Regions from separate parts of the Homo sapiens genome. Here region 2 is linked to region 1. The links are chromatin contacts, found by Hi-C or POLR2A ChIA-PET in ENCODE. All regions are on one chromosome and are shown on one strand. The core of a region is the stretch at or near the end of the contact, and the rest is flanking DNA. Distances in the headings are between cores, read along the strand shown.

Region 1 (6,689 bases), core at 1,688-4,187:
CTCATGTTCAAAGGGCTCCCATGTAGAGTCAGAACATATTTATTGAGCACCTACTTAGTGCCAGGCATTGTGCCAGGCTCTGGAAACACAGTCACGTGCAAGATGGGTTTTTGTCCTCAGAGATCTCACAGTCTAAGAAAAGGAAGCAGGTTCTTACAACAGTGATTATGAAAGTGCTAAGTGCCTCAGGACCACGTGAGAGGGAGCACCCAGGAATAGAGCTGCATCCTACTCTTTTCTCTATTTCTTTCAGAGAAGTTGCCCTTTGATTGGGCAATATTGGTATTCCAGCCTGTGGACATAGGAAGACGGCAAATAGGAAATGATGGTCAATTATATTCAATGTCATCCACATACATTTCGCTCCTCAGCACTGCCTTTGCTGCAGTAACAGACTTTTTCACTTTGGGAAAGTAGGCAGAGTCCAATGTCACTCAATAATCCAGTGACCGGCACTCTTCCTGGTGGCAGGCCTTCTCAAACACCCCTCAATTCTGAGGATGTAAACAGTCAAAAGGCCAGGGGATGTGGCCAAATGTAATATTGTGTTAATGTGAGACTTACAAAGCCTCAGTCCTCATGTGTGTCATCATCTGGACTGTGCATTTTGAACTCTGGATGCTTCTGATTGTGAGCCAAAAAGAGCCACTTAGGAACGTCAACTGTCCATAGAGGGGACTTTCCATTTGATTTTGGTCTTTGTGAGCAATGATTAAGTCTTGCTCCATCTTCCATTGTCTTCCATACAACACAGCCTTAGTTTAAGTTCTTCCAAAGCAGACCTTGAGATGTGGATTCATGGGCAAGGGATGTATAGAGAAAGTGGCCTGTGAGGAGGCCGGGGTGGGGCAGGGGGGAGTTTGAGAAGCAGGACAGGGATGAGAAGGATCTGAGCGAAGGCACGATATCAGGCAAAGTCCCAGCTCCCGCCTGCTCCTGCAGGAGAGCAGCTCAGGAGAATGAATTATGCCTTAGAGCTTGTCCCAACTGGAGGCCAGGCAGTTGGTCTTTCATACATCCACACCAATCACTCATTGACTAAGGGCCACCCCAAGGAAACATACATTCCTAGGTATGCAGACAGTTTTCTGTGTGTGGGAAAAATGGCTCTGGTACCCTAGGGCAGGGCTCAAGGTGAGTTGCCGTTGCAGGCCATTTAGAAGTACAGGCACACAGAAGTCCAACAGGAGCACAGACTCCTACAGGGGATCCAAGGAGATCTGGGCAGAACACAGCGTTGCTGCACCCACCAGCATGCTGCATGCTCTCTCTGCCTGGTAAACACGCTTCTCATTGACAACTGGGAGGGTTACTTATAGCCAGAAAGAAGTGATAAAGACATATTAAAAGATTTTTTATGATATATACCATACATGTCATACTTTTTAAGCGATACATGTAAGTTTTAGAAGAAAAGAGGATTCCAGTTTATTTTACTGACACTATCAGATTAGGTGTCAGGAAAGGTGATTGCTACCTCTGTTGCTATCGCTAACCAGCTGTGTGACCTTTGACAACACAATTTGTTGCAATTCAGTAACCGTTTACAGATCTCCTGTGTTTCTGGGCTGCAACTCACAGTACCTACAATGGTGTCTTTCAGTGTACAGGCTAAAAACAGATGAGGCTCCAGTACATAAGTGCATGAAGAGCAGTGGAAACGTGCAAGAGAAAAGTAAACCAGAGAAGGAAATCTTGGTGGGAGGGATTTAGGAGAGGAGTTTTGGAGGAAGTTACATATGAGCTGGGTCTCAGAGGGTGAGCGGGGTGTTGATACGTAGAAAGAGGGAGAATGTTCCCAACCGAGCAAAGGCAAGGAGGTGAGAAAGGAGCATATCAGGCTATTCAAGTCGACCGACCAGAGCAACCTTGTAGGGGTCATTTGGAAAAACAACCTGGGAAAAGAACTTCAGGGTCAGATTTTGGGGCCTTGAATATCCAGTTGGGATGTTTATATTTAAGATGTTAAGTCAAAAACTAAAAGTTTTTGAGAAAGAGAACTATATGGTTTAAACTCACTCTTGGTCATTTCCTCAAGGCCACGCACAGTGGTGGAGTGTCTAGGAGGGTCAGAGAGGAGGGTCTCCCACATCAGCCCGTGTCGAACCATCTGCCATGACTACCCAGGCCATGGGAAGAAACTGAAATCTTGTGCCACATTGTTCTCTCCAGAGGTGAGCTTCTCCATGGGGTCATAGTGCTGTCTGCCTCGTGGCCTTGTACTGTGGCCAGTTTAATCCAGTATAGATGTTTTATTAACATCTCAAAGAAGGAAGGGGCTTGGCATTCCTAACCTTCTCCTTTGAATCTCCTTGGCTTTTGTGCCAGTTTGCAATTTATTTGCAGCAACATCTGGGCCCTTTGCTAAAAGGGGCTAAGCAGATGGATCTTCCTAAGACAAAGATCTGTCAGTGCAAGGTAACTGGATATCTCCACAGCAAGAAAGAGGAATAATACTGATTAAAATACAGTTCAATGTCTACTTTTCATGGCAGTTTCACTTAAAAGAAATGGGAGAGAAAAATGAACGTTCCCCCACGTTGGGCACCATGTGCTGCATATAGTTGAGCCACCTAGAAATTTTCCAATGTGCAGTGATTTATGTCAATACTGGGAAAATTTAAACTCCAGGACAGACTTACCACAACTAACTAGGAGTTAGACACCTAAGAAGCTAGCAGGAAAGCAAGTCCTCCAGGCCGTCCATGCTGAATGAGCTGGAAAAAATCAAAGCTGCTTCACATTAAGGGTTGCCTAGCCTCAAAACAGATCTGTAAGGACCTCACACGGCACAAATCACATGCAGTGATTTGGTGGCAGTTCATACACAGCACCTATTATGGTGGCAACCCCTCTGCCATCGGTTGAAATTCTTGACCCAGATGCCAGACATACTGAGTCACCTGGAATCCCCCTGCCCTCCACACCTCCCACTGCTGGCTGCATAAATATGTATGTGTGGTTACGAGAGCTGATTTAAGTAATTTGCCTCTAGCGGGTGGTTTGTACCACATGTAGGAGAAAACAATCTACCAACATGTATAAAATTAACCTTTTAAATTCTGTCTGGGGACAAAAAGGATTTTGTCTGTTTGTTGATCTATTCTTTACTTGGAAATGAATGACATAACAGAGAAACTGGTAAAACTGTACTGTTTGCCTTTCAGATTATTTCTGGCAGGTAACCTTGCCTTCACTGGATGGAACATAGCAGCAATGTGAAATTTTAAACCTTTTGAAAAATACAAGGTCATAAACATAAGAGAAAGTCTGAAATTTGCAGTTGGAGTCTGGCTCCAAAAGAGGTTTGCAAAACATCAAAGATGACAAAGCTCTGAGTCGCAGGACATTCTTGGCCTCACTGATGAAAAACAGCTTGTATAGCACGCATGTTTTGCCACATTTTCTACTCTTTTGCATCCTCGACTATTGTTTATGAGTAAAACCCCCAAACTTAGCCTGAAATATAAAAACCTTGAAAATCCGACCCAAATCCATTTTCTAGCTTTCACTTCCACCTCACCCTCCTTAAAATCAACACCCCAATTTCATAGGATTATCCATTGTTCTTTGTATATAACATAGTCTCGCACCTCAATATTGTTCACGGGATGTTTTCTCTATTCAAGAGGCTCTTGCTATCTTCTTAACCTGACAAAACTCAGCTCAAAAGTCGTCTTTTACCAAAGGCTTTAAAACAGATCACTCCCGTTTTTGTGCACCTATAACACTTAGCACTTAATTAAAAAACTTTTTTTTGGCCGGGCGCGGTGGCTCATGCCTGTAATCCCAGCGCTTTGGGAGGCTGAGGCGGGTGGATCACGAGGTCAGGAGATTGAGACCCATCCTGGCTAACCCGGTGAAACCCCGTCTCTATTAAAAAAAAAATACAGAAAATTAGCCGGGCATGGTGGCAGGCACCTGTAGTCCCAGCTACTCAGGAGGCTGGGGCAGGAGAATGACATGAACCCAGGAGGCAGAGCTTGCAGTGAGCCGAGATTGCACTATTGCACTCCAGCCTGGGCAACAGAGCAAGACTCTGTCTCAGAAAAAAAAATTATTTCCTAGGTTTTAGGGAACAGGTGGTATTTGGTTACATGAGTAAGTTTATTGGCGGTGATTTGTGAGATTTTTGTGCACCCATCACCTGCACAGTACACACTGAACCCTATTTGCAGTCTTTTATTCCTCAACCCTTTTCCACCCTTTTCCCACTGAGTCTCCAAAGTCTATTGTGTCATTCTTATGCCTTTGCATCCTCATAGCTTAGCTCCCACTTATGAGTGAGAACATACAATGTTTGGTTTTCCGTTCTTGAACTATTTCACTTAAAATAATAGTTTCCAATCCCATCCAGGTTGCTGTGAATGCCATTAATTCATTCCCTTTTATGGCTGAGTAGTATTCCATCGTGTATATATATGCCACAGTTTCTTTATCACTCACTGATTGATGGACATTTGGATTGGTTCCATGATTTTGCAGTTGTGAGTTGTGCTGCTATAAACATGTGTGCACAAGTATCTTTTTCATATAATGACTTCTTTTCCTCTGGGTAGATACACAGTAGTGGGATTGCTGGGTCAAATGGTAGTTCTACTTTTAGTTCTTTAAGGAATGTTCACACTATTTTCCATAGTGGTTGTACTAGTTTACATTCCCACCCACAGTGTAGAAAATGTAACCTGTTCATCGCATCCATGTCAATATCTATTTTTTTTTATTAAGGCCATTTTTTGCAGGAGTAAGGTGGTACTGCATTGTGGTTTTGATTTGCGTTTCCCTGATCATTAGTGATGTTGAGCATTTTTTCATGTGTTTGTTGGCCATTTGTATATCTTCTTTTGAGAATTGTCTATTCATGTCCTTAGCCCACTTTTTGATGGGACTGTTTGTTTTTTTCTTGCTAATTTGTTTAAGTTCATTGTAGATTCCGGATATTAGTCCTTTGTCAGATGTATAGATTGTGAAGATGTTTTCCCACTCTGTGGGTTGTCTGTTTACTCTGCTGACTGTTCCTTTTGCCATGCAAAAACTCTTCAGTTTAATTAAGTCCCAGACATTTATCTTTGTTTTTATTGCATTTGCTTTTGGGTTCTTGGTCATGAAATCCTTGCCTAAGCCAATGTCTAGAAGGTTTTTTTCAATGTTATCTTCTAGAATTTTTATAGTTTCAGGTCTTAGATTTAAGTCCTTGATCCGTCTTGAGTTGGTTTTTGTATAAACTGAGAGGTGAGGATCCAGTTCCATTCTCCTACATGTGGCTTGCCAATGATCCCAGGACCATTTGTTGAATAGGGTGTTCTTTCCCCACTTTATGTTTTTGTTTGCTTTGTTGAAGATCAGTTGGCTATAAGTATTTGGGTTTATTTCTGGGTTCTCTATTCTGTTCCATTGGTCTATGTGCCTATTTTTATATCATGACCATGCTCTTTTGATGACTATGGCCTTATAGTATAGTTTGAAATCAGGTAATGTGATGCCTTCAGATTTGTTCCTTTTGCTTAGTCTTGCTTTGGCTATGTGGGCTCTTTTTTGGTTCCATATGAATTTTAGAATTTTTTTTTCCAGTTCTGTGAAGAATGATGGTGGTATTTTAATGGGAATTGCATTGAATTTGTAGATTGCTTTTGGCAGTATGGTCATTTTCACAATATTGATTCTACCCATCTGTGAGTATGGGATGTGTTTCCATTTGTTTGTGTCATCTATGATTTCTTTCAGTAGTGTTTTGTAGTTTTCCTTGCAGAGGTCTTTCACCTCCTCAGTTAGGTATATTCCTAAGTATTTTATTTTTTGCAGTTATTGTAAAAGGAGTTTGATTTGATTCTCAGCTTGGTTGCTGTTGGTGTACAGGAGAGCTACTGATTTGTGTACATTAATTTTGTACCTGGAAAATTTGCTGAATTATTTTATCAGTTATAGGAGCTTTTTAGAGGAGTCTAGGGTTTTTTATATATACAATCATAGCATCAGCAAACAGTGACAGTTTGACTTCCTCTTTACCAATTTAGATGCCTTTTATTTCTTTCTCTTGTGTAATTGCTCTGGCTAAGACTTCCAGCACTATGTTGAATTAGAAGTGGTGAAAGTGGACATCCTTGCCTTGTTCCAGTTCTCAGAGGAAATGCTTTCAACTTTTCCCCATTCAGTGTTATGTTGGCTGTGGGTTTGTCATAGATGGCTTTTATTATACTGAGGTATGTCCCTTGTACGCCGATTTTGCTGAGAGTTTTAATCTGAAAGGATGCTGGATTTTGTCAAATGTTTCTTCTGCATCTATTGAGGTGATCAGGTATACTATTTTATCACATGGTATTGTGATTATTTGCTCACTCATCTATTGCTATCTCCTCTATGAGATTTGAGCTCCTTCAGGGAAAAACACTATCTGTTTCTCTACATCTGCCCTGAGCCTAACAATGCCTGAAACATAGGATCTACTCAACAAATGTATGTTGGTCAGTGTTATTGAAGATCAATAACTTGCTGAGCAGCACATTCTTTCCTGAACAGAAGCAAAGCACCCAATACCAGGCTTAGCTGTCTCGGTTCCAAGACCAACCATGCAGTTACCCAGGAGGATATGAAGATAATGACACAGAATCAAGTGAATTTTGATGTGCAGTTTGCTATGATCTTATGCCTTCGTTGGAGAACCTGGGTTTTGGCCTTGATCCTGGAACAAT
Region 2 (6,689 bases), core at 2,653-5,152, 150 kb after region 1:
TTTTAAAGCTACTGTCTTCAGCTCAGGAAAAAACATGTGATCAGCCGACTGTAAATGCACAGCTTGAGAAATTTAGCAATTCCCAAAATAGGTTCAAGTTTCTTTGTGAGCATGTAGGCCTACTTGCAGGTAACATTGACTTTGTTAACAACGTTTGTTAACAATAACATTGTAGGCAGTTAATGTCTCAGAGCTCTTATAGATACAAAAGAAAATAAACTTACAACTTCCAGAAAGCATCTTCTCATTGATGAGTCTAAATAATGCTCATCTATTGGAGAAGCAACTTGTTAATAGTGACTTTTTGTCACTTTTGTAGAGTGGGGAGAGGGACATGGGAGATGAAGCTCTTACTTTATTTGGGAAGTGAGATGTCTCAAGTTCTTTATTCTAAAAAAGGTAAACATCAGTTGCCTCTGAGGTAGTAATAGAAGAAGGTCTGTTTTACTTTGGAGGAACATTAACCTTAGAGTAAAACAAACGAAAACACAGTTCAAAGCCCAGGCTGTCTGAGCCCATCTCGTCATTTGTAAAATGAGGATAATAATACCTGCCTTACTTATCTCATGGTGTTTCTGTTGAGGATTAAATGATAAAGCACTTTGGAAATTATGTAAAATATCTGTATTTTAAGCAGGTATGATTTCCCGAAATCCTTGAGTTTTTCCTCTGATTCCATGATTATGACATCACTTAAATATGCCACCCCTCTGCTATCCTAATACCCCAAATCTCAGTGAAACACTGGAAAAGTCCGAAACCAATAGAGATTTCTAAAGCAGATCCCCTTATTATGCCCCTCAATTAGTGATCATTGTTAGTGGGTCTGCTCAGAGCATCATTGCCAAGTGCTTTGATAAGCTGAAGAAATCTGTTGATAATTTCTTGAGGCATGGTATTTCAGTGTGTGGAATACTTGGGTACTAGTTCTTGGGAGTTTTTTAAAGTAAAATACTTATATTTGTGTTGACTTTGCAACAGCAGGTACAGCAAATTTCACATGGTACCTTGCTACAGAAATTAATTAGTACCACTCATGGTTTAAATTATGTAGAATGATAGTATGCTCATATTCTTCTTGGCTGTCTTAAAAATGAATAGAAACAAAAAGGTAAACAAAGCTCATATTTACCTCTCCTTGGAAAGAGGTTGAGTGATTGTCATGTAGCTTCTCATTTATCAAGTATGTGTTATGATTTCGTTAAAGGATAAATTGAAAGGATTCTTAAAGCAACAAAGGTTTGGTCCTGCATTGATGCATATTAAGTAAAGTAGAGCTCCTCAGTTGGCATTCCCAGGCTGGGTGACACAGAGGTGCCTCTTTCTGATACTCTCCTTCCCAGCTCCTGTGCCATCCCCTCCCCTCTCCCCTTCTCTCTCCTCTCTCCCCTTCTTCTCCTGTAATACTTCTGCTACTTGCTCTGTTCTACCCAGAGACTGAAGGAAGTGAGTGGTGATCTAATTGAGACTGAATAAGTCCGAACATTTATTTTCCTTCCCCTTCACTCCATCCAAAGTCCAATCCTGAGGAAGACATGGAGGTTATGATTAAACTTGCCCAACACTCAAACTTTACTGACTGCTTATTCTTATGTTAATCACTTGGCCTTTGCTAGATTAATGACTGAGTGACCAGAAGTCTCAATGATCCCATAAATCGTATGATTTTAAACTATTTGTGTAGCTTTTGCTAGTTGTAATAAAAATTTTCACATGATTTTTTTTCCAAATAGAGAGGTTTAATAAAGCTAATGTGCTTGACCAGGTTTTGGAGAGTTTACATACTAATTTCTTAACCCCTTTCTAATATGGTTAGTATAGCTCTGTGTTTTCATCAGAGAGAAGCAGACTGTGAATTCCTCACCTTGGGGCTTCCATTCTCCCTCCAGGTGGCCTCACCTTTCAGGTGAACAACCTGACCTCTCTGGCTCCTAAATCCCACCCTTACAAGCCGCAGGAGCCGGTGCATGGGGGCATAGTTTCTTACCTTTACCTTTTTCAAACCTTTCCCTCCTCACCAGCTTTTTTTTAAGACTTTATTTTCTTAGAGCAGTTTTAGAGCAAATTTGCTGTACCTACTGTGGCAAAGTCAATACAAATATAAATATTTACTTAAAACCCAAGAACCAGTACCCAAAAGCAAAATTATCTAAAGCAAAATTGAGAGGAAGGTACAGAGATTTCCCACATACCCCTTGTCCCTATCCCCACACGCGCATAGCCTCTCCCATGATCAATATCCCCCACCAGAGTGGTACATTTGTTACAACTAATAAACCTACACTGAAGTAGGGGTTTGGACAAATGTATAATGACATTGTAGTATCATACAGAGGAGTTTCACTGCCCTAAATACCCTATGTGCCATCTTTTCATCCTTCCCTCCTCACTAGCCTTTGGCAACCACTGATCTTTTTATTGTCTCCATAATTTCGCCTGTTTCAAAATGTCATATGCTTGGACTCATATAGTATAGCCTTTTCAGATTGGCTTCTTTTACTTAGTAATATGCATTTAAGTTTCCTCCATGTATCTTCATGGCTTGATAGATCATTTCTTTTCAACACTGACTCGTATTCCATTGTCTGAGTGTACCACAGGTTATTTATCCCCTCACCTACTGAAGGACCTCTTGGTTCCTTTCAAGTTTTGGCAATGATAAATAAAAATGTAAATAGCTGTATAATTTTTATATGGACGTAAGTTTTCAGTTTATTTTGTTAAATAACAAGGAGCTTGTTTGCTGGATCATATGGCAAGAGTAGGTTTAGTTTTGTAAGACACTTGCAAACTGCTTTCCAAATTGGCCATTTTGCATTCCCACCAGCAATGAATGAGAGTTCCTGTTGCTCCACATCCTCGCCAGTATTTGGTGTTGTCAGTGTTCTGAATTTTTGCCATTCTAATAGGAATGCATTGATATCTCATTGTTGTTTTAATTTGCCTTTCCCTGATGACATATGATGTGACATATGATGACATCTTTTCATATGCTTATTTGCCCTCTGTTTATCTTCTTTGGTGAAATGCCTGCTGTTTCCATCTTTTGTCCATTTTTTAATTGAGTTGTTTATTTTCTTATTGTTGGGTTTTCAGAATTCTTTCTGTATTTTGGATAACTCTTTCATCAGACATGTCTTTTGCAAACATTTTCTCCAAGTCTGTGGCTTACCTTTTCATTCTCTTGATCCCTCCAGCTTTTTATTTAGAAAATTTTCAGTCCTATAGAAAAAAATACAAAAATAGTAAAATAAGCACTCACACATTATTCATATACATCCACCAGTTGTTAATATTTTGCCACATTTGCTTTATCTCTCTCATGAGCTCCATCTGTTGATTTTACTGAACCATTAGAAGTGATAAATGGCATGTCACATCATCCCAAAAAACACCAATATGCATCTCCTAAGCATGACTTCTTACTGCCTAATCATGACACATCATTATTAAACTAAAAATAATAACTCAGTAATATCCAACAACATACTGCATTTTTAAAGTTCTCCAGTAGTTCCCAGAATCAAATCAAGCAAGGCTCACCCATCGTCTACAGTCTCACAATCTAGGACAGTTCCCCTGCCTTTTTTTGGCATTGACCGATTCATATTGAACCAATTTTATGTCATTGGTTGATTCCTAATGAACCATTTCCTTGTCTACAAGCTCTTGGCTTGCCCTCTTACAGTGATGAGTTGGAGTCTCTCCATGACAGCACCAGACTGGAAATTCTTAACATGCTTTCCAGGCTCATTAACATTGAGATAGTCAAAATCTACACGATGTCCTCAATAATTTTGAGAACAGGCCATGAAAGAAAATGTTGTGAAAAATGTGTTTATGGTTAATGATTCAACACAGTTAACAGAGGTGACTTGGCTTTCTGCCCTGCCCTCATGGCAACATGCGGCTTCCCAGTTCAGCACTGTCCTCTGCTGTTAGGGCCTGGGAATTCTGAATGAGATTCAGTCCTTGGAGTTGAAAAAGTAATTTACCTGATGCTTGGTGGTGTGAATGTTTGTGACAGTTTTTGTGCTAATACATTTTGAAGGACATGTTCTCTCAAAATAGCCCCTTCCACTTTCTGAATCCACACTCCAGTTTTCTTTTTAACTTCAGTGAGTGGTAGTCTATTTGACCTGATGTGCAGATCTTCTGGCACATACATTTCTGCTGTCTCTTGGCATAACAAATTGGCAGTCTATCCCTATGTTATGTACACTGTTTATATTGAAAATTTGTCTTTAATTGGTCTGATACTACATCATCTGCTAGGGCCAGTAGTTTGTCATCAGCCAATTTGTACACCTGAGGCCCTCAAACAAACACGTGCTTACAATGTTTCTGGCACTATTTTTAAAGCTTGTAAGAATTAAATGAGATAGCACAACAACCCCATGAGGGTAAGTACCGTTAATCCCATAATATGGATGAGGAAACTGATTCATTTAGAGGGATTAAGCAATTTGCCCAATACCACATGGCTAGTAAGTGACAGAGCTGGGTTTTAGCTCTGACACTTTGATTCTGGAACCTGCACATTTCATCATTATGTCAGATGCCCTGAAGAGGATACTGTATATCATCTCATCTCACATGCTGTGTTCAGGCAGGTGACGTGCTGCTCAATGCTGGTTTTGATGTCTTTACTAAACTACTGATCTATTTTTGAGATTTAAATCTCAAAACAGTGATACTAGTGAGAAGTAGTCCACCTTTGTTAATCCACCAAATGTTCCGGTTAGGGAACCTAATTTTGGTAACTTCAAGGCCTCTCCTGCTATTGGGAGCTAAGCATCCTTCACTCTGGACTCTCACTTGCTTCACTTTAGAATGAGAGCTTTTTAGGGTAAAACTCAGGAAGTAGGATGACTGAAAGAAAAGCCTTTCTTCTCCACAGTAGCTTATGGGGAAACTAGTAAATTAATTGCCATTATTCCTTGCCACTAAAGGATGAGTTCTTATGGTAGCAATAAATAGACAATAGGGCTGTGCAGACCTCCAACAAACTGTCTTTTCTGGGGTCAAAAGGGGTCTGAATTAACCTCTTCTTAAATTACAGCTCTGTGACACCTGCAGGCACTCATAACAAATAAGAACACCAGGCCAGGCACAGTGGCTCATGCCCGTAATCCTAACATCTTGGGAGGCTGAGGTGGGTGGATTGCTTGAGCTCAGGATTTCAAGACCAGCCTAGACAGCATGGCAAAACCCCATCTCTACAAAAAAAAAAAAAAAATACACAAATTAGCCAGGCGTAGTGGTCCATGCTTGTAGTCCCAGATACTCAGGAGGCTGAGGTGGCTGACTTGAGCCCTGGGAGGTCAAGGCTATAGTGAGCCATGATTGCACCACTGCATTCCTGCCTGGCTGACGGAGTGAGACCAATAGGGCAGCAAGAAACAAAACCTCAACACTGAACCGGAATGTCCATGACATACTGTAAAAAAAGAAACCTCAAATGGACAATAACTGTATAGTGCTAGTTGTAATGATTGTGCCTTTTTTTTTTTTTTTTTTTGAAACGGAGTCTCGCTCTGTCACCCAGACTGGAGTGCAATGGCACGATCTCCACTCACTGCAACCTCTGCTTCCCGGGTTCAAGCGATTCTCCTGCCCAAGCCTCCTGAGTAGCTGGGATTACAGGCACACACCACCACGCCCGGCTAATTTTTTGTAACTTTAGTAGAGACGAGGTTTCCCCATATTGGCCAGGCTGCTCTGGAACTCCTGACCTTGTGATCTGCCCACCTTGGCCAAGAAATCTCTTTAAGTATTCATTTGTACTTTAAGGTAATGCTCGATCTCGCTCTTAGTACAGCTGAATTGTCCTTCAAAAAGATGATCTGGTTATGTTTGACCTCTTCCTCAAGGGACCAAAAAGGGAAGTTCTCAGCTTTTTATAGTATGAGGTCCCTAGAGGTTTTCACTTTGGGGATTTAAAAACAAGTTTCCTGTAGCTATATGGAGGAAAAAAAAAAAAAAACCTAAAGGGGAACATGGAAGAATTATAATGATTGGGGCATGATAATTATGTCCAGTTTTTAAAACTCCATTCTTAAAAATGTCTTATAATTTATAGGTTAAAAATTTAAATGTTTAGAGGAAGCAGGACAGGTTTATGAGTCTCTGACCTGGGAATGGAGTGGGAGGAATAGAGAAGGTGGGGTTGCAAGAGGAGAAAGGCAGAGGAATTTCCTACCGTCTTCCTGTTTTTTGTTGATGGTTAGTGATTAATGAGACAAGCTGTTCTGTTTCTCTGGGAGTCTTGACTGTCTTGAAGAAAAAAAAGAAAATTTATTGCAACCCAATGCAGCTTCAGATTTTTCCTCTATTTTTTTTTTTCAATTAAAAACGTAACTGTCCCTAATTTAGGAACTGAAATTCCCAAACCTCCCCATTCACCTATTCAGGAAGAAATGAAATGGAACCTAACATCTACATTTCTTGGGTATAATATCAAAACTTTAATACTATGGGGATGAACATGTAAGCAAATGCAACTCTATCTCCCCATAATGTTGGAAGAATCTAACTTGAAACCAGACATTTGGTTTGGATCTTGGCACTTTCTTGCATGGAAATATTCCAAGAAGGTGCATTGACTCTTGATTTGATCTAGAAAACTGGGTTCTTTCCAGAGCCCACCCAGGATGGCACCTCATAGACTAACTATGGACTTTTCCATC

What was found. A loop is a pair of places that touch in the nucleus more often than their neighbours do. ChIA-PET counts read pairs that join two places held with the same protein, here RNA polymerase II (POLR2A). Pooled maps may share reads with other maps.
Region 2: a map of pancreas shows a loop between it and region 1 (2.3-fold over the local background). The contact joins two enhancer-like sites. A Hi-C loop is called at or near these places in 5 of 168 maps with a recorded cell type or tissue (HCT116, MCF 10A, dorsolateral prefrontal cortex and 2 more) and 7 of 50 pooled maps. POLR2A ChIA-PET finds 5 or more read pairs at or near these places in 2 of 52 experiments (GM12878 and MCF 10A).

The regions. Positions count from the first base shown.
Region 1 is chr12:69,049,404-69,056,092 of GRCh38, reverse strand. No RefSeq gene overlaps it. Among named protein-coding and RNA genes, the nearest start is that of TODL, 45 kb to the right of the region's middle. RefSeq lists an enhancer at 1,925-2,522. Within about 2 kb of position 2,937, at least 8 of the 41 ENCODE cell types and tissues checked have a DNase peak (open chromatin) inside an H3K27ac peak, as active enhancers do.
Region 2 is chr12:68,896,569-68,903,257 of GRCh38, reverse strand. All of the region lies in intron 2 of CPM (carboxypeptidase M), which reads left to right. Among named protein-coding and RNA genes, the nearest start is that of CPM, 33 kb to the left of the region's middle. Within about 2 kb of position 3,902, at least 5 of the 41 ENCODE cell types and tissues checked have a DNase peak (open chromatin) inside an H3K27ac peak, as active enhancers do.